Regions from separate parts of the Homo sapiens genome. Here region 1 is linked to region 2. Evidence: read pairs that join two places in POLR2A ChIA-PET (ENCODE). Cell type or tissue: OCI-LY7. All regions are shown on one strand. Each heading gives the region's core, and the rest is flanking DNA. Links, peaks and the distances in the headings are about the cores only. Region 1 overlaps MSI2 (musashi RNA binding protein 2). Region 2 overlaps MSI2 (musashi RNA binding protein 2).

Region 1 (12,268 bases), core at 4,790-8,789, 230 kb before region 2:
CAAATGTGAAGGCCAGGCCTGCCTGCTGGGAAGGGTGAGAGGTTGGTGGCTCAGGTTGGTCCTGTTGCCTAAAGGAGAGAGGTCCTGCAGTCAAGAGCCCTAAGGGTGTTAGTTCCTAAAACACAGGGATGGCACAAAAGTGCCCCAGATAATTTTTAATACAACTGCTGTTTAGCTTAATTTTAAAAAAGATATGTATGTAACTCTTCAGACTGATAGGACTAAAAGGAAGGTGCATCGCAATGTCAAACCTTTGTTGAGGTTTCAGAAAGTGTTTCTGTCAGGACACCTCTGACTGGATGAATGGCTTTGTGGAAGCATAAAATAGAAGTTAGGCAGCACCCCTGGGAAGCAACAGAGAAATCCTCAGAAGAGGCAAGTGCGGAACCAGGGGGCCCAGCCAGGAGCGGAAGGTGTGTGTCTGTCCGCAGGTTCCCTGCAACTGGGAAGCACTCAGGAAACACAGCGGAGCACCTGTCCCACCCCACTGACCCAGCAGAGGACCAGGAGTAGGGAGAGACCTCTCCCTGCCTGCCCACAGCGGGGCCCTTCGCAACACTGGATCTTGTTTTTGGCAAACAGATTCTGCGGCTTGAGAATAGGCTTTGGTCTCAACCTCAACCTGTCTCCACAACAGAACGTGGTGTCTTGGGCTGCGGAGGGAGAGCTCACGCCTTCCTCCAGTCTCTCTGAGAGGGGGCATTTTCATCCCACTCGTAGGGGGTGCTCCAGGCCCACAGCTGAATTCCACGGAAATTCCTCCTGCCTCCCCTCTTCCAGTAGGGTACCTTTTCAACCTGGGCTGCAGCCAGAAATCCCCTGTGGAGCTTGAAAAATACAACCTGGGCCCTACCTCCTGAGATTCTGATATAATCTGTCTGAGGTGCAACCAGGGCAACAGAAACTGCCAAAGCTCTCCTGGGAATTCCAACTTGCAGCTGGAGCTCAGAACACTGCAGTAGGTAGTTTGTGTCCTGCGACTCTCTCAGGGGGCAGGAAGCAGAAAGCTCTATTTGGGGACTTTGGCCCAGTAGCCTTCTCCCTGGGCCCATTCTACCGCTGAATCACTAAATCCCTCCCCAAAGAGGGCTGGGGCCTAGCATTCAGTACCTGCATGCAGTCACCCAGAACTTCCGCAGTGAGCTGCAGCAGAACTGATAACTCAAGACCCATTCTCAGCCCTGTGCCCTCCCAGTAAATACTGAGTGCTTGCTACAGGCCAAGCTCGGTTCTAAGCACTGGAATCATAGCAGTGAACAACATACAGTCTCTGCCCTCATGGAGCTTAGAGTTGCTAGCTGTGGACAGCAAAGGGGCTCTATTTATGGGACTGGGGTCCCAGGACAGGCTGCACACAGATCAACTGCCCAAGGAGAGACAACTGGCTAATGGTAAGCTGGGCCTGGGCTAAAGGAGGCCGTGGCTCACTCTTCCAGGAAGAAGGTGGGGGACCTGTGCTTTGGACCCCTCTAGGTTGGAACCAGGCATTGGCTGTGTCTGCTCTAGGGTCTTCTAGCTGAGCTCAAGGACCTGGGCGTGGCTACACCAAATGCCACTTGAAGATAGAGAGAGCACTCAGAAGACTCAGTCCTCAGAGATGGGAGTGCAGGAGTGGCCATTCCAATGAATCCTTTTCTCCAAGATCAAGTGGCAAGAGAGAAAGAAAATGGAGGTATTGCCATAGCTATGATCTTGACCTACCCCCAAAAGGTCTCACCACTTTGATTCAATTCAGTTAAAAAAAACTACTGAGCTGGGCCCTGGACACATGACCAAGACACAAGTAATTCTTTCTAGTTACTACCCATTGAGGTGGAGGCAGGGGACAGATCCCTGACTTCAGAGGCCCTGGAGAGTTCCAGCCTCAGGCATCATTGGCCTGACCATCCAGGGCCTTGGGGATGATGTGCATTTTGCTGCAGTGCTGGCCAGACAGCTAGCATCAAGAATGGCTGACACATTACAAGGGCTCCGACGCTGGCCCCCAGCCCTACAAGGACACTTGGTTCAGCGTCACTCTCTGGCCAGCAGGACTTCAAGGGAGAGAATGTCCACATGGAGTTTATTCTGAAGCCAGCCCTTGCTACCCTGTGCCAGCAGCCTGTGGCTCCTCAATAGGCCAGGGACACCCACTTCCCCACAGAACAAACATCTATCTGCCTATCTTTCTGAGACCCAGACTGAGACCTTCAAAGTGAAGGGATTCTAGCTTCAAAAGAGGCATCAACAAACTATCTTGACAGTTTTTCTTTCCAATCACACCCTCCTCTTCCCTAACTTCTCATAACAATGGCAATTTCTGATTTTGAGCCACTCTCTCATCTACCACCAATGAGTGTCAGGACAAACTACGAATGTTCTGACCATTGATCCTTCCAGAGTTCCCTGTTCCGATGCTTTTTACACTTCTCCCTGTACCCAAAACTTCAGACACCCAACTGCCAGAAGAGTCACAGTTTTGCTTCCTTCCAACAGGGTCTCTTGCTGAGCCCCTGAAATCTTACACTCTCTCTGGGTTCCTTCTCCATGCCTGCTTTCTCCCCAGCTTCATGTCACGTGGGCTTTTTCAATGAATCCGCCACAGCAGGATCCTAGACCCCAGTCCAGTGGCCCTCACCTCTGCCAACCAGGACAGCAAACGCTCAAGTCTTGAGCGCTCCGACTTTTTTTGCTGAAAAACTCCAGGTTTCCTACTTTGGCCCCATCACTAGCTCAGTGATTAGATGAACATCTGTGATCTTAAGTTCCCTCCCCTAGATGCTCCACCACTTCTGTCTCCTGAGTGACGTTGTTTCAGATGTTGAAGGGCAGACACCACCAACCCTTTTACTGCTAGACTGTGGAGCAGTCAGGGAGTCTCAGGGGAGAGCCCAGCATGGTGGGGAGGAACTTTGGCTCAGGGCAGCAGCCATTTACCAGCTAGTATAGAAATACCTAAAAATGTCAACAGCCAGTAGTTTATACCACTACACTCTAGCCCTTGTTGAAAAGGTGGATGGGAGGACGGCCTTCTCTATTCCTTACTTTCCTCACCTGTAAAATGGAAGAGCTTGGTTTTGATGATGAGAAAATAGTCATTACACTAATGATAACACAACAGCAGCCACCATCTGAGCACTTTTCATGGCCACAGAGCGTCCCTGCATCATCTCAGTGAGTCCTTGCTATAACACCACAAGAAAGACATTACTATTCCCATTTAATAGATGAAGAATTCTAGGTCCAGAGAGGTTAAAGAAAATAGTACACAACGGTGGTTAAAATCCCATCTCCCACACTTAACTAGTTGTCGGACCCAAGACAAGTTACTTAACTTCCCTCTCTGCCTCCTTTTCCTCCTCTGTAAAACCCAGTTAATGACACCTCCTCCTAGGGCTGCAGTGAAGATCAGTGATTCAGTGAGATGATGGCGTTGGGCGCTCAGCACGGTTATCTGTTGCTTGGTAAGTGGAATAATAACATTTATTTCTATTTTTATTATTATTGCCCAAGGTAATAACTGTAGCGGAGCTGAGAAATCCCTTTGGTGCCTTCCTATTCTAAAATCCTATTAATTTACATGGCATTTCACATCCAAAGGGCTTTAATAGATAACATTGATAATTCGCTTGTGAGTGATGGGGTATGTCTTATCTGAAGTGCGAGCTTAACTCTGGCGGGTTAATCTGACAGCAGGAGGCAAGGGCTTGCGGAGGGCCAGGGAGAAGCAGCTGGGGTGGCCATCGCCCTGTGAGGTGGTCACCACAGGCATGAATGCGGAGCCTGGAGCCCCAGTGCTTGTGCTGGTCAGCTGGACTGATGGTTCCCAGTGCCCTCCTGCCCTGATGTGCTGCCCTTGAAACAGGGTCTTGCCCAGCTCCCCCCACCTCCTCTAGGAGGGGCTGGACCAGAGGAGCCTTCCTGGGTCCTTCCACCAGAGTGGAATCCTGTTTGCTGCTCTGTTCCCAACAAGCAGGCAGGGGCCCACCTCTCATTCACCACTGTGTCCCCCGCATCTAGGGCAGGGCCTGTGACATAGTGCTTGGTGACTATACGCTAAACACCTAAAGGAAGGATGGAGAGATGGATGGGTGGAGGAGGCAGGATAGACACAGGGGGATGGGGAGAGGTGCTCCTGGCCTTACCTGAATCCCAGCACCTTCAAAGCTGGTCCTGGGTTTCAGGAGAAAGACTGTAGAATCCCTAAGCAGGTTCCCCACTAAGGGAACTGTGGGGCTGGCCTCACACCTTTCCCTGCAAAACCAGGCGTGCCCTGGGGGCAGCCAAGCATCTGCTCAGACTCAGGGTGGGGCAGCAGGACCTCAGTGGAAGGAACAGGAGGCTACACTTGCCTCTCCCTTTCCCACCTCAAAGGCAGCCAGCCCTGGCCAGCTGGCATCCAGAGCCCACTGGGGCTGCACAGCCGTATGCATAAAGGCCCCAGTCGGGGAACAGCCTCCTATGGCACAGGTGGGGTCAGCATCCCCGGCTCACAAAGCATGTGTCCGGGATTCCCTGGGTTTGAGAAGAGTGGCACTGGCTTCCCAATGCCAAAACCTATTGTCCAGCTGTCTCAGCCCAAGTACTAGGACAGTCTCTGCCCAGATGGGGAATCCATGGAGGTAGGAATGCGAGGGAGGGAAGACACATCATGTGTTTGGGCCTCCTGCTGGCCCTCTAGGTGGAATACCCTCCCTCATCATCTGCCTGGCGAACTTCTGTGCGTGCTCCAAAACTCGGCTCGGATGTTGCCCGCTATGGTCTGAATGTTTATGTCCCTGCCAAAATTTATATGTTGACATCCTCACTCTCAAGGTGATGATATTAGGAGGTGGGGCCTTTGGAAGGTGATTAGGTCATGAGGGTGGAGTCCTCATGATTGGCATTAGTGCCCTTATAAAAGAGACCCCAGAGAGCTGGCCACCTCTTTGACCATGAAAGGACAGAGCAAGAAAATGGCAGTCTACGAACCAGGAAGTGGTCCTCACCAGATGTCCAATCTGCTGGTACCTTGATCTTAGACTTCCCAGCCTCCAGAACTGTGAGAAATATAACTTTATGTTTTCTTTTTTTGAGACAGGGTCTCATTCTGTCACCCAGGCTGGAATGCAGTGGCACAATCACAGCTTACTATAACCCTGAACTTCTCGGGTCAAGTGATCCTTCCGCCTCAGCCTCCCAAGTAGCTGGGATTTCAGGTGTGTGCCCCCATGCCTGGCTAATTTTTTAAATATTTTTTAAATATTTTGTTGAGACAGAGTCTCACTATGTTGCCCAGGCTGGTCTCAAACTCCTGGCCTCAAGAAACCCTCCCGCCTTGGCCTCCCAATGTGTTGGGATCACAGGAGTGAGCCACCGTGCCTTGCCAATTTATGTTTTTTATAAGCAACTCACTCTATGGTGTTCTATTACGGTCACCAGAATGGACTAAGTTTTCACCCCTTCCTGAAGGCTGTCCAGCAGAGTCAACGGCTCCCTCTGTACCCTGTGCAGCTGCTCCAATCACTCAGGAACACATCTGGCCGCACGTGGGATGCTCCTTCAGGCTCTGAATTCCTTGCACCCTTGCTCAGCAACTTGTGCCCCAGGAGGCCCTGTCTCGGGTCGGGTGCTGATGACCATTTCCAGCTCTCTGCAGAGAATGTGCCTTTGCCCCAACTGAAGTGACAGAGAGCAGAGGCAGTGACCCAGCTGGGTGGGGTCTCTCAGGGGCAGGGGATTCAAGCTGACCTGGGCTCTGCAAAAAAGTCTCTGTGCAGGATTCCTTTCAGCCTGGAGAGGAGAGGGTGGGGGGACACATCTTTGCCTTCTGCTTTGTCCTTGGCTGCCAGAAGGCACCAGCTACCCGAACCTCAGGCCTGGCACTGCTCTTTGCCTAGAATTTCACATGCTGAGTAATTTTCTGTTTTTCGTTGTTGCTTTGTTTTTTAAGTTGCAGCCTTTCACGTGTTTTTGCTGATGGAAATGAAAACTGAAGGGCTTGAAGAAAGGTGATTAAGTTCCTGCTAGCAGACTTAATGGGGACTTTGCAAGGCTGGTGGTACAGGGACCTAAGCAGGTGGGGAGTGGAGGAAAATGAGATCTGGTGGGCACGGGGCCTCAGTCCACAGAGGACGAGGTGTGGGGTCACCTGCAGCCTCCCTCACTGTAGCTGCTGCCATCCTGCCATAGCTGGCGGGGCCCTCTGCTCCTTGGGCCGGGTTGCCTTCCTTGGTCATGACACTAACCTTTTCTAAAGCACTAGATCATTCCCGGTCCGACTAACCCTCTCAACAACCTGTGAGGAAGGATCAATAGCCTGATTTGACAGATGGGGAAACCGAGGCCTAGAGATGGCCTTATTTTCCTGGCAAGCTAAGGGCAAGAACTCAGTATCCTGGCTTCCTGCCTGAGGACACGGGGCTCTGGGCTTTGCCATGGGGAGCTGAGCGCTCACTTAGTCACATTTCCGTTTATTTATGCAGAGGAGCTTCAAGAGGCACAGAAAGCTGATCGGAAGTGAAACCCACAATTCTCGTCAATTCAGATTGCTCCAATTCATTTCTGCAAACGTTTATTAAGTGCCTATTAGGCACCGTGCTCTGCTTTCATCTGGGAATAGAGTCAACTCCTGATTTTCCACGCCGAGGGAGGAACGTGGCAACATATCCACAGCCCCGACGAGCCTCGTGCCGCGGTCGGTCTGGGTTTGGGGTGTGCCACTGAATTTTACTTCTCTGTCTTCTTTTAAAGCAGCAGACATGCTTTCCTGTCTAAGCTTGCCTTTAATATTCAAATGAGAGGATAGGCCCCAAGTATACACAGGGCCAGGTGGCGCAGGAGTGGGCTGGCCATGAGGGAGCTCGCTTGTGATTTGAAATCTGGCTGTGGATCTAATCTGGGAAGGGGTAATCCCCAGAGACGAGGCTCAAGGGCTGAAGGGATGTTCAGATTAGAGGGCTGGTGATGAGACAGATGTGTGGGGGCTGCTGTGTCAGGAGGGCTTTTCTTGACAGGGAGCATTTCTGTTTACAGTGCTGCAGCATCTAGCTGGGGTCCCTGGACGCACGAGTCCATGCTTATGGCAGCCTACCTGGGAAACTGACTAGCCTGTCTTGATATTTCAAGATCTGTGTCCCTACTAGCAAGAAACCAGCCATTGCTCGCTGGTTGGGCTCCATTCTGGAAGCCAACCAGAAGCACTGCACCAGGCAGAGCCTGAGGGTCTGTCAGGGGTCCTAGTGAGGGCATTTCTGGGGCAGGAGATGAGGAAACAGTCCCTTAAAAACTGAAGCAGGAGGAAAGAGGGAGTTTCAACTTACAGGAAAATGAGGGGCCGTCCAGGCAAGCCTGGAATCGCCTCCGCAGACAAGATTACAGAGCCTGGGGAGGGGAACTCTGTGCTCTCACTGAACTAGGCCAGAAAGAGCAGGACACAGGAGACGCCAAGGCAGGAAGCAGCTCCCTGAGCGCACCCCGGGGTCTCGCCTCTCCTGAGTGGGGACTGACCGCAGAGGTCTCTGCCACTTGGGTGGGCTAGAGGAGGGGGTGGATGGAAGGGCTCTGAAGTTGCTCCCCCCGGTGGCCCAGGTTACCACTCCCAGCCAGGGTCCTAGGCCTTGAGCATGGCAGCTGCAGCATTTTTGAATGTTTTGCAAAATGTCAATGACCAGACAGATCTGGCAGGTGAGTGACAGCAGGTTCAGGATGCAGCCCCTTGCCTATGGCCAAGGCTTCTCTCTCGGTCACCTTGCTAACGCCAGCTCCTCCACCTCCTGAGAACTTGGACCCCTTCACTCTGATTTCCACATCCAAGCCCTACCCCTCAGGCTAAGACGGACCACAAGCCTCTGCCTTTGCTCAAAGACCTGATGACTTGACTGAAGCTTACCTTGCAAGCAGCCCTACAGACAATGGACTACAGCGGCTTCCCTCCAGAGGAACAGGATATCCCTGAGCTAGCAGATCCCTCTCCTCAGACACCAACCCTCCCCACTCCCCCACGTATCTTTTAGAGTGATGGAAAATCACCTGGCGCCGAAGAACCATCATTGGACAGGAATATAGAAGGCAAGCTACATGGCAGACAGGCCGTGAGTCCTTCCTGGTACAGCAATCGGCCACATCGCTAATCACAGCCGTCCTTTCTGCTGAGCTAGGACTTGGCCTCAACATCATTCTGAAGCCAGTGCTCCAGGAATCCAGTGCTCATCAGTCAGCATCAGGACCCGAGAGCAAACCTGTTTTCCGTTGCTGAAGAGGTAGGAGCACAAACTGGCACTTTTATAACCAGAGTTCAAGCTCAGCAGGCTGGGGAAGGGTCTCCCTGCCTGGGGAGCTGTGCTGCCCCTGCCGTTTGCACACAGTATCCTGGGAGGGAGGTTTGGGCACCAAGCCATGACACGTTAGCTTGGCCTCCTGGCCACCCCGAGTGCTCTGTGGCTGAGGCTACTGTTGGTTGCCAAAATATTGGCCCAGAGGCCTTTTGGCGGTTAGGGCCATAGAACTGCATAGAACTGCAGGGCTCAAAGAACCACCAGCCAGCCCCACGCAGGGAGAGAGGGATGGAGCCAAGAGAGGATGAGGTGGAGAGGAGATGGGGTGCAGAGAGAAGGGACAATCCTCCAGACTCACCCTCATGGCCTCCCACTTCTCCAAACCCCTCTGACTCACTATGGAAGTTCGACCACATCACTTCTGTATGTGAAATCATCTCCAAGTACTTCACGTGCTTTGGGGATCAAATTTAACTTCCTAAACTTGACTCAGGAGGCCACCATGGCTCCAGCCTTGTAGATCTCCTCCCACCCAAGATGCTTCTGCAAGCTCCCTGTGCACTGAACTACTCACAGTCCCTGGGACCTGCAATGTTTCCTCTCTCAGGTATGTAGCAGAAATTGCTAAGTGTCTACTAGTAGCCGTTCCACTCTGCTTTTTTAGTACCAAAATCCTTTATTTTTATCTGAGCACATGGCTACCTGGAAAAAAGACACCTCTGAGGTTTCCAGGCAGCTGAAACTGGTCATGTGACCAAGTTCTGACCAATGGGATCTAAGCAAAATGTCCTGCATGACTTATAGGAAGCATTACTAAAGGGAAGAGATGTAGTCTTCTGGGATGAACATGTGATGGCTGGAGTTTGAGCAGCCTTCTTAGACTATGAGGTGGAGTCTTATGCTGAAGAGAGTAGAATGAGAGTAGAGAAGAAACCCAGACCATGAGTATTATGGAGCCACATCCAGGCTTCTTTTACATGAGAGATAAATGAATTCTTATTTTGTTTAGTCCATTATTATTTTGTGTCTTATTACTTTTGTGTTTCTCTTCTTTCTTAAAACTATCTGATTCAATGTCTAAGCATGTCATTTCTCTGTCTGGGATATACTTCCTTTCCTTCTTTACCTGGCTAATTCTATTTGGCTTTTTGAGACCCAGTTCTGGTGTCACCTTCTCTAGAGGGCACTCTGAACAAGCAGCCCACCCTTGCACCCTTACAGCATAGAGAGCTTCTCTCTCTCTCTTTTTTTTTTGAGACAGAGTCTCACTCTGTCACCCAGGCTGGAGTGCAACCGCGTGATCTCAGCTCACTGCAACCTCCGCCTCCCAGGCTCAAGCGATTCTCCTGCCTCAGCCTCCCAAGTAGCTGGGACTACAGGCACCCGCCACCACTCCGGGCTATTTTTTGTATTTTTAGTAGAGATGGGGTTTCACCATGTTAGCTAGGCTGGTCTTGAACTCCTGACCTCAGGCAATCCACCGGCCTCGACCTCCCCAAAGTGTTGGGATTATAGGTGTGAGCCACTACGCCTGGCCAGAGCTTCCCTCTCTCTAGTGAAGTGCCTGTCTCATGATGTTCAATTGGTCTTATCACTGCTTCTCTCTCCCTTGGGTAGCCCAAAAGCATCTGAAGGAGTCAGTCTTATTCATGTCCAGATGTCTGGTACCTATTTCAGTACCTGGTGATAGCAAAATGAAGAGGGAAGAGAGGGAAGGAGGGAAGAGAAAGGATGGGGCCTGACGGTGGGGAGGAAGTCCTAGCAAGTCTCTAGCTTCACGTAGGAATCCTGTATCATTCCTTTCACTGATGACAGATCCCTCATGGGGGATAAAAATGGGAAAACCACTCTGGAGAGCTGACTTAGTAAGAACATCAGTGCCCACTATTTCTAAAACTTCCAATTTTATAGCATTTACCAACTTACAAGGCACATTCATGCACATGTTATCCCTTAATTGTAACAACTCAACTAACTAGGCACTTTCATCATCTTCAGGGCTTGGAGGGATACATGACTTGCTCAAGGCCACATGGCTACTAAGTGGCCAAGTGGGACCTGGAAACCAGGTCCTCCGGCTTCATATCCAAGAACATTCCCACTGTCCACTGGTGCCTCCTCTGCCTGCAGTGCTCTGGGGAGTCAGGAAAGCAGGCCACGTGCACAACCACACACAGGCCCGTGGGCGCGAGGGTAAGACGGCGCACACACCTAGTGCACAGATGTGAGGGGCTCCAGATGTGTGTGGCATTTTCACTTGAGAGGGGAGCCGTGGCGGAGGAAGGAGCATCGGGGCGATACTGTGCAGCTGGCGCATGCAGATGCTCTGCCACTCTGCTCAAGGACAGACCACCTCAAGCAAGTACAGGGGATGCCAGGAGGCAGGGAGGGCTGGGAACAGGCGGCAGCCAGGGGGAGTTCGCATGCTTTTAGAAACTGCACTAGGCTGTCATCGGTGCTGGTTATTCAGTGCATTCACCTCCCCCGGAGCGAGAACAGGACACTGTCAGGCTAAGAGACGGCAGCACACAGTATGTCCATGGTAAACAATTTATTTTTCTACCTCGGTTGCTTACAGGGGAAAAAAAATAAAACGTCATCAGGGAGAAGCACAGATGAACTATTTACAGAGATGAAGAAAATTCACAATGGCTAAAACGTTTGTGAGGCAAGCATACTAGGACAAGTTCACCAAAGCAAAGCAATTCATAGCAAAACAAAATATGGAGATGGGGAAAAGCCATACAGATTTGTTCTTTGAAAAAAATAATACTCATGGAAAAGCCTGCAGGAAAATAAAAGGAAACTAACCAATTATTACATCAAGCATCTTTAATGAGATGAGCCAAACTGCACATGTAGGGTCTCAAGGACAATGACATTCAAATGTATGGATTCACTCACATCAAATGCATCAAATGGAAGCGTGCGGGTCACTTCTCACAAACTACCAGCACAGACAAAGCAGTGACTCTTGAGGGTCCAACTGAGTGGTACGTCATTATTCCAAGAGAGTGGGTGTATTTCAGTTAGGGAAATGAAGGAAGTCAAGCCATGGGAAAAGATCCTTCTAAGGGTGATGGGCAGGAGTGCCAACCTTGAGATGGGGCCTGATCAGGATGGGCCCCCTGTGTTCCACCCCCTCCTACTCCAATGGTGCCAGCAGGCAAGGCCAGGCCAGCACAGGCAGGGAGGCGAGCTGGGGAAGGCGGGGCCCACTGTGGATCGGTGCCCACCGTGCCTGTCATGTGGCAGCACCTGGATGACTCCACTGTCCCTTCTCGAAGACAGACAGGCTTGTGATTATGCCAACAGCCACTGGCCCCAAAAGACAAAGATAGTCAGATAGTGTTTATATAGCTCCTCTTCCAGATCAGGTTTCTCACATTCTTAGAGAATAGTCTGTCTCTGTGTGTTCACCTTTATCACTGTCCATCGTAAGACACGGGTGCTCCAAGTCACGTATCTGCAACCCCTCTGGACCACCAGCACTTCAAAGCTCACCCCATGATATGTCCCCAACAAGCCTGTTTGGTCATGACTTAAAAACATTTGATGTCTTCTTCCTAGCTTCCCCTGAGGAGGCTCTACGAAGTTTGTGAGAAGTTTCCCTCTGGCCCCGTTACATTCTGAGGAAGTGGGGTCGGTCACAATGCATACAAGAAGCAAAGTGGGAGGGGACTGGAGAATAATTTTTTTTTAATTGAGTGAAGCAATGAGGACATGAGTCCAAGAATTAAAAATGAGAAAAAGAACAGTCATTCAAACAGGCAGCTAAGACAGACTTTCAGTGAGCATTGACTGGAGCGGGGGCAGCCCAGGCCGGGACTGTGTCCTCTCTCTCTAGAAATGGTAGCAACCCCCACTTTGCTATGCCTCTCTTAAGAGCTAGTTGATAAAAATTATGTCTTGTGAAACCGGCAAATAGTCTGCAAAGTGAAATAAGAACAGAAATTAACAGATTAAACTGAAATGAGAAGTCCAGAGTGGGGAAAAGAGAGGAAGCAGGGGAGATCCCTGATCACAACCCATAA
Region 2 (12,268 bases), core at 4,247-8,246:
CACTGCACTCCAGCTTGGGCAACAAGAGTGAAACTCTGTCTCAAAAAAAAAAAAAATCCTAATTTTACCCTTTGAAACTCCTTCTCCAATGACTGGAACTTCCCTGCCCTCCGATACAGAGGATCCATTCATTCCACCACTGTTTACTGAGCACCAACTACTGCCCAGGCCATAGGCCAGTCCTGGTGCTACAGGGTGAGTAAACAGACCCAGCCCCACTTGGTGGAATTTACAGTCAGGTCAAGGCAAAGAGACTACACATATCTGACTTCTTGATAAGCCAAGATTCCCTCTTCCGTATTCCCATTATGGATTCTCTCAGCTCCTGGTTTCTTTCCTTGATGACACAATCTGTAATTATTTTTATTATTTCCTTGCTTGCTTTTGGCTGGTCCTCCGCCACCCACACCCCATGCTTGTTAAGCTCCAAGTAAGCAAGGATCTTGTCTGTTCCACTCACCAAGGTGCTCCTGGCTCCTAGCTCGGTACCTGGCATTCAAGGTAATCAAGGTCTGCTGAATGAATCAATGAACAAATGAATGATGCGTGAGGCTGTAGATGCAATGCCTTGTGGGCCTAATGAGGAAGGATGACTGTTTCCCTGCACTAAACAGTCCTACATTGCGGAGCTTTTCAAGATCGAAGCCTCTTTGTTTTTATAGGTTTTCTCCCTCTCGCTTTACACTGAGTTTATTAACATCTTTCCACCCCTTAATATTTGCTATAAATTTAAAAGAAGCCAGAAAACCAAGCTTATTAGAATCATATGTAAAGGAAAAGGAAAGAAAAACTTAAATGAGGATCTGAAAAGCTCTCCCAGGAGGCAAAATAAATGCAATAAACAGATTAGTGGATCAATATATATAAAGATATTTTAACAAACATCAGCCAAATGATACTGGGACAATTTCCAGGCAGTATCCGTTACCAAAAAAAGTTTAATTATTCGAGAAAGAAATGTAAAGAGTGTTCATCAGAAGGATCCACCCAGAAGAACTCTCTTTGGGCCTACATCGGTTCAACTCTTTCATCAAAGCCAGGGCAACCGGCAAGTCAGTTCCACAAACTGGAAGCAGCGGGGTAGCCGGATGGAACTCGAGGTACATCCCACCAAAATTGCATAAAACTGAATCGTCGTCTTTATGCTCAGAAGATGCAGGAAGGGCTTTTTAGTTTGCATCATTGCCAGGGTGGGTAGAAGAATTGAGTGGTAAGCTCCCCCACAGGATAGATGGAAAAGATGAATGAGAGAACGAGACAGACAGAGAGAGAGAGAGTGTGTGTGTGTGTGTATATAAAGGCTGTTGCACTAGCAAGCCTACTGCTAGACAGGACTAAAGTGGAAACTCCAGAGTCTCAGAGGACCTGAGTCTCCAACGTTGAAAATAACACCACCAGCTCATGTTTCTAACATTTGTTAAGTGCTCACTCTGTTTCTTAGCAGGATGCTAACAACTATGTGTGCATTAGCTCATTTAATCCTCATGACAACCCTATGGGTTAAAGACCATCATTATCCCCATTTTACAGATAAAGAAAGTGAGGTGGGAAGAAGTTAAATGACCTGCCCAAGGTTACCAAGCTAGTAAACAGATGAGCTGGGTCTAATACCAGACAGACTGAGTGTAAACAACCTATGCTCTTATTAGCAGGCAATATGCTCAGCCAAGGGGGTATGAAAACTATACAGTCTGAGGGCCAAAACCAGCAGCCTCCTGACTTTTGTAAATAAAGTTTTATTGGAATATAGCCACAACCATTCATTTTCATATTGTCTTTGGCTGTCATCGTGATAGCATGGCAGAACTGAATGGTTCTAGGAGACCATCTGGGCCACAAAACTAAAAATAGTTATTATCTGGCCTTTTGCAGAAAAAGTTTGCCAGCCCCTATACTAAGGAGTAAACAATAGAGATTCTCAACTTTTCTACCTATGTACTCCTCCTAAAGGCAAAGTACGTTAAGGGACAGCCCAGAATGACCAGGAACTGATGCAGCCAGAAGCGATCCTGAAGTGTCTGCAAGTATCACAGTGTTTCAAAAAAGAATTATGCAAATATTGCATTCTGTGCCATAATATTTGTTCTAATATAAAATATTTTAGACAAACTGGCCAGGTGCGGTAGCTCACACCTGTAATCCCAGCACTTTGGGAGGCTGAGGTAGGCAGATCACTTGAGGTCTGGAGTCCGAGACCAGCCTGGCTAACATGGCGAAACCCTGTCTCTACTAAAAATACAAAAATTATTCAGGCGTGGTGGCACACGCCTGTAAACCCAGCTACTTAGGAAGCTGAGGCAGGAGAATTGCTTGAACTTGGGAGGCAGAGGTTGCAGTGAGCTGAGGTCGCGCCACTATACTCTAGCCTGGGTGACAGAGAGGAAGGTCAGAGTGACTTTCCTCAAAGAGGTACCATAGTAATTCTTCCCCCGGCCCCGCCCCCAGACGGAGTCTTGGTTTGTCGCCCAGGCTGGAGTGCAATGGTGTGATCTTGGCTCACTGCAACCTCTGCCTCCCAGGTTCAAGCAATTCTCCTGCCTCAGCCTTCTGAGTAGCTGGGATTACAAGCGCCCGCCACCACACCCTGCTAATTTTTGTATTTTTAGTAGAGACAGGGTTTCACCATGTTGGCCAGGCTGGTCTCAAACTCCTAACCTCATGATCCACCCGCCTCAGCCTCCCAAAGTGCTGGGATTACAGGTGTGAACCACTGCGCCTGGCCATACCATAGTAACTCTATGGCACTACAAACAACTGGTCAGGGCCACCCCAAAGAAGATCACCTCAGGATAAACAGCTTAAGTTTAACAACAAACCCAGAGTCCTCACCCAGGAAGTCTAGATTTGAACCTTGGGCCCCACTGCTGTTGGGCTAAGGGGTCTTACATAGTCATTTATGCTCTCCTAGTCTTCCTTACCTAATTTTAAAATAGGGATAATTATCCTACCTCACAGGGCTGTTGGGACAATTACAAGGTAAAAGATACATGAACGGTTCGGGCAAACAGGAATCCCTAAATCTGAACACAAATACCAACTTAGTTGAATGGAAAGCAGTGACATCAATACGTCCTCCCTTTTTGCTAAGAAAACAAGTCTGTTGATAAAAGAAATGGGTTGCTCTTATTAAAGAATAAAAATCGGCTGAGTGTGGTGGCTCACGCCTGTAATCCCAACACTTTGGGAGGCTGAGGCAGGCAGATCACTTGAGTCCAGGAGTTTGAGACCAGCCTCGGCAACACGGTGAAACCCTGTCTCTACTAAAAATACAAAAAAATTAGCCAGGCATGGTGGTGCATGCCTGTAGTCCTAGCTACTTGGGAGGCTGAGGTTGGGGAATCACCTGAGCCCCAGAGACTGAGGCTGCAGTGAGCTGAAATCGTGCTGCTGCACTCCAGCCTGGGAAACCATAGTGAGACCCTGTCTCTAAATAAATAAGTAAAATAAAATAAATAAACAAATAAATAAAACTGTTTCCCTATCAGAGAATCTGCAAGCTCCCTTGCAAACTACTCCAGCATTTCATCTCCCTGTTGCTTTCCATACCCTTGTCATTCCATAAGAAAGCTGGGAATAAGATCAGGAAGCCCGTCTCTGATCATTCCATACTCTCACTTATTTTTCCTTAAGTGAAAAACACCTTAAATTGTTTTGTCAATACTAACACTCTATAAGCAAATCTGAAAATATTTACCTCTGCCGCCAATTATAAAAGATGGTTAGCGACCTCGACAACCCAAAATCTCTAATTTACAACTAATCTACTTTCACAAATTACATCTTCTATAACAGACCACCTAAAAACGACTTCCTGTAAACAAACCACTCTGCTGGGTTTTCTTTTCTTTTTTTTTTAATTTAATTAAATCCTTATTTTGCTCTTTAACTACAAGAAGCTCACTTTTCGCTACATTGGGGCAGAATTTTTTTTTTCAAGAGACACAGAAATAATCGCCAAATAGAAGCCCAGAGGGGTGCACAGACAGACAGACTGTGGGTCTGTCTGACCTGCCTTCAGCAGCCACTTGCTCATCTAACACTTGCCGGCCTGTGCTCACGCAAGGCCCCATGCTGGCTGTTTACCCAGCAGCTGGATTAAATGAAGAAGGCAGAATGTAAACAGGTATGAAGTTAGTGTTCTGGAGCACGCAGGAAGGAGTATTTAAATCTCCTTGGAGGTGGTCAAGGAAGATGCTGACCCTTTTAGAGTGTCAGGCCAAGTGTCTTGACTTCTCCAGACTCCGCTTGAAGGTGACCAATTCATTCTAGTTTGCAAGGCCCAAGTTCCTAGAAACCCCCTTAGTCACAGGCAAACCCAGACAACCAGTCACCCTACCTGCATCCTGCCCAGGTCTTCTCCCTACGAGGAGGAATCATCATAATATTAAGTTGGCCTGTGGTGCACTGGCTCCCATACTCCCCATTTTTTTTTTTTTTTTTGGAGACAGAGTCTCACACTGTCACCCGGGCTAGAGTGCAGTGGCACGATCTCGGCTCACTGCAACCTCCACCTCCTGGGTTCAAGAGATTCTCCTGCCTCAACCTCCCGAGTAGCTGGGATTACAGGTGCCCACCACCACGCTCAGTTAATTTTTTGTATTTTTAGTAGAGACAGGGTTTCACCATGTTGGCCAGGCTGGTCTCGAACTCCTGACCTCATGATTCGCCCGCCTTGGCCCCCCAAAGTGCTGGGATTACAGGCGTGAGCCACTGTGCCTGTGCCCCACACTCTTTCATCTGTCTCCCACGCACTACTTGTACCAAGTAATCATCAACATTTCATGGTAACAGCCCCTCCATCAGATTCTTCCTTCCTGGAAACATCAATGGTCACACAAACGTCCCACAAAGAAGAAAGGCCCATCACCTAGGCTGCAGAAGGTATGAGTCCTTGTGGCAAATCAAATCCCACTTTGCCAGTAACTCGACTTAGGAAGACAACACAAAATGGAGGAAGAAATGGAAGCAGCATATACAAATTCAATCTATTCCATCTCCTATTTATTTTATGCAAAGTTTTCCTGGTCCTTATTAATGCCGGCTTTCCCTCCGCCATTTAATCTCTGCTTCCATTTCATTCTTAGAGGCCTGTGATTATTCTAATTCAGCATTTGGATGACTTCATTTCCACTCAAGTACACCCAGGTCAACTTGGATAGAAAAGAAAGAGGAGGAGAAGAAAAATAATCAGCTAAAAGCTATTAAATATCAGCCGTGTGCCTCATGATTGGTTTTAAAGGCAGTGGTGAGGTTAGCAACAGTCAGAAACTCAACCCTTTTGCCTCTTCCTGCATATTAACATTTTTTTCTGGGGCTCTCACTAATATGGCTTCGAATGTAAATAAAGTACAGATTGGCAGCCCACTTTTAGCTAATTCACAAATACCAAGTCTGAATATACGGAGCTGTAAAAATTTAGAGGGTGGTAACTTGACAAATCTGGCCGGTCTACAGAGAGACTATTTCTAAGAGGACAAAAGAAGAAAATAAAGAAAGAAAATGGAAGAAAAAGAAAAGCATACAGGACCTGTGTAAGGGGGTATCCTACGGAGGTGGGGGGCGGGTGGGAATCTCCATATCAATGTTCACTCCACCGAACAACAGAGTTCGATTTCAATGCCAAGTCTAAATGAACTGCGCTTTCTCCTCCATAAGAACCACCCCTTGCACCCACTGGCACAAGCTTGAACCATGATTTCTGGTACACTTTCAGTTCCCACTGAACTACATCTAGGGAGAAAAAGGCTTTATTTTCTCCTACTAACAACTCCATTGTTAAGTGACGTCTTCAGAGGGCCCAGGAGGACTCTGGGAAGGTGAGCTGGTGGAAGTACTTCATACCGCCCCCCCGCCCCTACCCACCCAGGGCTCATTAACTCCTTTGTGCCCAAGGGCTCCCCTACCGCTGGCTCTCCTCTCCTTGCCGCAGCAGAAAAAGTAAATACAGCTAAATCATACCAGGAAATGCGGTCAAACAGCAAAGCTGAAGTTTGAGCCTTGTTCTTCTATTCGGCCTTGTTCCTCTACCTACTATGCAAATGCACATGGCATTTGATTAGCACAATCTCAAAGTTTTCCCAGCTTGCTACCCAGAAGGCATCCTAGTTTTCTATTTGTATATTTTAAAACACTGTTAACGAGCAATAATAATGTCTGATGCCTTTGCCTAACAACAGCTGGCTATATTTTATATACTAAGAGGGAAATGGGAAGTTTTCCTAGAAACCCAGTATTTCAGAATCTCCTTTTTGAAGCAAAAATACGAAAATTTAAGAGAAGTAACGTTAGGGTGCTCAATCTTTAGAACTCGACAACCTTACTGGCTTCAGCCGAAATCAGTCTATGGAGGAAAAGTTCACCAGGAAAACACAAAGTTGTTTAGCAGGAGGGTTTACCTGCAAAGCCCCAGGATCATATTACTCATGGGTAAGGTTTGTTTGCCTCTGCCACCTGGCCTAGAAGGTGGAGGAGGCAGAGGAAGCAGGATTCTCCTGTCTACTCGCTGTGCTGTTTCCCACTGAGCAGCTTGGCCAGGGGTCAGGGGGCAAATAAAGTCCCCTCCCCTTATGACACACTTCCAGAGGGAGATGCTGACACAAACCAGGCAGAAGATTAATAAAACATGGGGACAGTGTTGGCTTTGTTCTGGGCTATTAGAGGAAGAAAATTTAAACACAAAAGTAGCCTTCAGCCAGGGAAGAGCGTGCGCATGGTCCTTCCTGGTCCAGCCTACAATTGTCGTTGAAGAAGGTCTGAAGGGCAACACCCAGGCTCTCCAGAAAAAGGTGGAGCAGAGGACAGGGTGAGGCCCGGGAGGCTGACCACTCCCCGGGCAACCCACCTACATGAACCACTTCAGAGGACAAAGCCTCACGGGAGCTCAGATGTCCACAAAGGACACACAAGACTTTTGTTTTCCAAGCCTCCTCTGAGAGAACCACACTGCACAGAGCTCTGTTTATCTACGACACACATTTAAAGCAAGAAAACACTACCTGAGGATCACAGTCCACTCTCAGGCTTATTTATCTTCTCACAGATCTCATGCCTTTTAAATTTCAAAGGGCTTTATGAGACTTTTATTCCAGGTATGACTCTCCTCACACATACAGTATCAAAAGGGGTGTCTGAGTGGGGGCCATGAATGCAGCTTCGCACCTGCACAGAAAACCCCGGAGCTGGGAGATCGCAGGCACCCAGCGCTTCCTCGGGCCTCACTCACCCACAATCGCCCACGCTGGCCGGATAAACGGGAAGGTCTCATTACATTAAAAAAAACAATTCACTCTTGTTTTCTTTTTTTCTTCCCCTAAAAAGCTTTCACACACCATTCTCCAGAGCTCAAGTTAACTTTTATGGGCCCCCACACAACCCCAATCCGACACAAAGGGCTCCAAGGACCCTTTCACCTGGTTTCCACAGCGATCTCCCACTTTGACGAGACCTCAAGAGCTGTAACTTTCCACGCCGGTTCCTGGAAGGCCTTTTCTTCCCGGCCACCACAGTGAGGGGCTGGCACAGGAAGGGGTTAAAGCCCTCATGTCAAACCACAAACTCAGGCACTGGCCCAGAAGGGACATGGGAACCAGAGCAGCCCGTGATAAAGGCCGGATTGTAGCAGCCCACTGAATTGGAAATGACTTGTAGGCCTAATGAAACAGAACTTTGGCAGTAACACAGAATGAAAGGAATGAGACAATAAAAGGCAGGAACAAAGGGTGCAGAGTCGTTTCAGCTTAGCAAAATAAGCTCACTTTGTTGTTGGGGAAAGCCAAAGCCGATTAGGATAAACCAATGACTAAGCATAAGTCTTCCAAACTAATTACACAGTTCACCATGTGAAGTATAATTGGAAGCCTCCAAATGCGGGCTGCTTTGCTTTCACAGGAGTTCTAGAAAGCGAGAATTACCTAGCGAGCTCGGCACTGAGCTGCCCTATCATTCCCGGGAACAGCTGAAAGGTGCGGAACGGCTCCATCCGGGACGAAGCGGAGAATTCATTAAGTTTAAAGGCCTCTTTTTGATCTCCAAAATCCTATAAGTGAGAATTTAAGAAACCGGTACTTGAAGGAGGGGCCTGAAGGGGAGAAGGAGGAAGCCCGTGTGTGTGGAGTTTCTTTGATCCAGTGCATTTTAATTACCAGGCTGGGCTCTTCCGGGTGGCTCTGCCGGGAGAACAGTGCAGAACAGGCCGCCTCGTCGCCAGGGTCTACACGGGCATATCTGGAGCATCATTTACCTGCCATTTTTTGGAATGGCCTATATACATCATTCCTGTGTGTATGGAATCAGGAACACAGATAACGTCCACTAAGAAACCCAGGGCAGTAAAACAAATTACTGTATATCAACGTTTTTGACAAATGAACAAAACCTGCTCCTTCTGAGAAAGATGCTGCTTGGTGGTAAAGTGGGAGGTGGGGCTTTATAAAAGTAAAAAGAGGCGAAGGGTAGGTTGTGCACAAACAAGTGACTATCCAGGCTCTCCTCAGCATGGGCTGAGTGATCTTGGAGAACTTCCTCACCTTTCTCAACATCAGCCTCACCACCTACATAATAGATCTGCCAACCATCTCACTTGACACCCTTGAGAAGCACATTGTAAAATGCATTAGAAAGCTTAGCACCAGTAACTCCAATTCAGAAACAGCGCACAGTAAAAGGATCTTCATAGTAAAACCTGGACCTCAAAAATTCCGAGTGTCATTAATTACATCTAGCTGGTGAAATAGGGAGATGGAAATACTATAACAGTTTTTCTGGCTCTTACTCATAGGATGAAGTTCCAGTTTATAAATAGTGGCTTTTTCCAAATAAAGAATCCCTTCACTGTCCCTGCGTCATGAAGTCCCAAAATAAACTCTAACATGGTTTAGACTGCTGATTATATACCATGCTTATTACTACTGACAACGTATTATTTTGGTTATAGCCTATAGATACCTTAGATTATAATCTATCCATCCTATTAATGTTTGAATACTTTCTACATTACTGACTTTTCAAGCTTAAAACTAACCTCAGGAATAATTCAGTCCAGGGGTCAGCAAACTATGGTCCACAGACCAAATCTGGTTCATCACCTGTTTTTGTAAATAAAGTTTTATTGGCACACAACTACATGCATCTGTTTACCTGCTGGTGATGGCTGCTTTCATCCTACAAGAGCAGAAGTGAGTAGCTGCAACAAGGACTACATGGATTGCAAAGCTGCAAATATTTAATATCTGGCCCTTTTTAAGTTTTCCAACCCCTTCCCTGAGAAGAGAAGCCGAGGCCAGCAAAGGAACAACCCATCAGGCTGTCCCAGGGAGGTCAGTCCACTGTTAGGCCCAGCATGAAGCCCTGGAGTATCTGCTGCCTTACCCTTCTCCAAGGACAGACAACCCCGGAACAGCTACCCAGGGGTGGGAATGCCATCTTCACCCCTGGGTAGCTCATGGTGACGTGTGGATTCTGCCAACCTGTTAGCTGTTAACCTCAGTTGGCAGAGTCCTTATGCCAGTGGCCACGCTTCGTGACCTGATCTTAAATATAAACAAGTAACAACATCTCTAACCTTGGGGAGAGGGGGTGTGTTTTCTGGGAGGAAGGTGGAAGAAAAACACAAAAGGGTTTACAAGCCTCCAATTTAAGTTATTTAAAGCTCCCGGTGTGTCACTCTGTACCCACTCCACTTACAGTAATGACATATTTAAACTCCCTTAGCTCAGCCCCTTGATAGCAGTCTTACCCATCTTGATTGCCACCTGAAATAAACAGTTGGAGAAGCTGCCACCTCGGGCAGGATGGGATGAGGGAGAGGAGAGAGGAATGACGGCAAGGAGACCTAAAAAGAGAGTGGTACACCTTGCATGGAAGCTGTGAAAGGAAAGTTCTAGACTTGGAGGAAAAGGAAGTAGGGTATGAATTCTGGCTCTTACACTGTCTTACCTGGGTGACCTCTGCTGACACTCAGCCTCCCTGGCCCTGACTGTCTACCTTCGCCAAATAGACTGGAGGATACCAATATCTGCTGCACAGGTAAAATGAGGTGATGAATGTCCAGGTCCCCAGCACTCCGGGGCACACTGAAGGGCACAATATCTTCCTGTCCTTTGCATCTTGCCCATCGTCAGTCCATCTTGGGGACTGATCAGCAGTTGGCACAGGGTGCAGAGTTCAGATGCTGTTATCAGACAAGCCTGGAGGGGGAGTCCACACCCAGCTCTACCTCCTGGAGAGCTGTGACCTTGAGTCCAAGAGACAATCCCATCAAGACCCCACTTAACAGTCTACAACATGGAGAATACCACTACCAGCCCCCCAGAGAAAAATTAAATGAGATAATGTGAGTAAATGGCCTGGCCTAGTATCCCACACTTTGCACTCGCATACACCTCATTAAATTGCAGTTGGTTAAAGAGAGTCAAAAACAATTTCATACAGTTAGAAATGTGTGTGCACAGGGGGTGTACACATGTGTGTGAATATACTTCATGCAAGTGTGTGTGTGTGTGTGTGTGTGTGTGTGTGCACATTCATTCTGTTTCCTTCAACCAGAGTATAAAGTACCGAAGGGGAGAGGCAGTCTGTCAATTTACCTGTTACCTCCTTTCACAACCACTGGATTTAATCATTGTAGTGCTCCCAAGGCCCAGCAGCAGAGTCTCCCTGACTTTGATCATTCTGGATTCAAATAAGTTATGCCAGAATCCTGAGAGGTGGTGAGTCCTGCCCAAGGGGACACACACAGTAACACAAGCCACCAGCCAAATGAGAAATAAGCCATTCTGCAGACAGACACAAATAATGCACAGAACCTATGTATGAAAAAAAAGCTACTAAAATATGAGCATTGAAGAGCATTATGGCTTTGATACATTCAAAAGCCTCTTTGGTCTTTTAATAAAACACTTGATAAGTCTGCACATCCTGCCAGAGTCCACAAACATTACTGCAAAATTAACTGGGCAGCTTCAGACCCAGCGAGTGCCATGCCAGGGAAGATGGTTTGTGACTGCTTCTCAGACAAAAGGACAACTGTTCTAAGGGCAGCAATGGTGGCCACTGTGGGCATGGCCAAAGCTTGCAGTGTGTCTTACTGGAGGCATACTGGGTCACAATGATAAGTGTTAATGAAAAACAACAGAGAGAGAAACAGAAATACAGAAAGGAAGAAAGAGAGAGAGAGAGACAGAAAGAAACCAAGGGTTGGGGACGTGCAGAGATGTGCTATGTGTTGGCAAGTAGAAGCCTGTCTGGAATACTCTAAAAGCCCATCTGGGCAGCACCGACTTTTCTGACACAAATAGGCCCATGAGATTCCAAGGCAGGTTATGGCTCGAAAAAGAAATCCCACTTCATGTTTGCAAACACTACCCCTGGACTTGTTTTAAAAGCAGAAAGATAGCAAAGAGGGCTCACCCTCCAGAGCTTTCCATTATGCAAGCCGGACCTGTCTCATTTAATTATTTCCAATCCCTCTCCCTAGGCAGGGTGGGGCTGGGTGATGGACAAATCCCCCTTACTGCTTTACATCAGTCTGGAAGAGAGAAGTGCTATAACGTACACAGTCATCAACACACTTGGCTATTCTTTAGACCCAGCCAGAATGAATCCATCCCCAGCTGACAATACCAGAAAGGGCCATGGGGGAGGCCTTTTCAAAACCAACCTGGAAGGGCAGCTCAGAGCCACTCAGAATGCAAGGCTGGGCTGGAGGAGGCTGGCTTCTCTTTGTTGCACGGTCTCCTATCCAGGCAGAAATTAATACCAGAGACAAGAACATCTCCATTTTGAGGCTGAATAAAGGTCATGGCCCTCATCCCAGACAGTAGTTCACAAACAGACACACCTGGGGACAGGGTCATAGCTGCCTATCACCCTGGGCAAACCAACAGCACAGAACCTTCAGCCTGGCCAGTGGGTGGCTGTGCCTTTGTACCCATGGCAAGCACGACACCCATCGTGGGAGGAAACAAGTGATGGAGCTTAGCACGGGCACTGTGTCTTCTCAGGACGCCTCAGCAGCTCTCTCCCATGTCAGCCCTTCAGCAGGGAAGACCCAAACCTGTCAGGAGGAGACTGTCCCAGACCTGGGCTCCCACGCGATGTCCACAATTACTCAAAGATGCAGGACGCAGCCTCCTTGAACCTGCCATTTCCACAGGGGCCAGAGGAGGGTGGTATACACAAAAGCCAACAAGGGTCAGCCCTCCTAAGGCAACAGGGCCATCTGAGGAATGTGTCATCCTCAGCAAGAACCCACTCTCAAGGCACCATCTCC

What was found. Peaks named below come from ENCODE experiments on the same cell type or tissue, not always from the same donor. Only the 100,000 strongest peaks of a DNase experiment are listed, where the experiment ranks them.
Region 1: POLR2A ChIA-PET joins it to region 2 with 8 read pairs; 2 of 35 experiments call an interaction of 5 or more read pairs at or near these places.

What each region holds. Positions count from the first base shown.
Region 1 is chr17:57,631,686-57,643,953 of GRCh38, reverse strand. The region is part of intron 10 of MSI2 (musashi RNA binding protein 2); the gene reads right to left. Among named protein-coding and RNA genes, the nearest start is that of MSI2-AS1, 29 kb to the right of the region's middle. RefSeq lists a silencer at 528-677 and an enhancer at 4,111-4,913. In OCI-LY7, for the core only: CTCF peaks have their summits at 7,346 and 7,548 (motif pointing left); DNase peaks (open chromatin) are centred at 6,443, 6,773 and 7,543; H3K4me3 peaks cover 2,160 bases; H3K27ac peaks cover 3,501 bases.
Region 2 is chr17:57,402,181-57,414,448 of GRCh38, reverse strand. The region is part of intron 6 of MSI2 (musashi RNA binding protein 2); the gene reads right to left. Among named protein-coding and RNA genes, the nearest start is that of MSI2, 150 kb to the right of the region's middle. RefSeq lists an enhancer at 3,236-3,737. In OCI-LY7, for the core only: no CTCF peak of the experiment used is centred there; a DNase peak (open chromatin) is centred at 5,938; H3K4me3 peaks cover 821 bases; H3K27ac peaks cover 1,379 bases.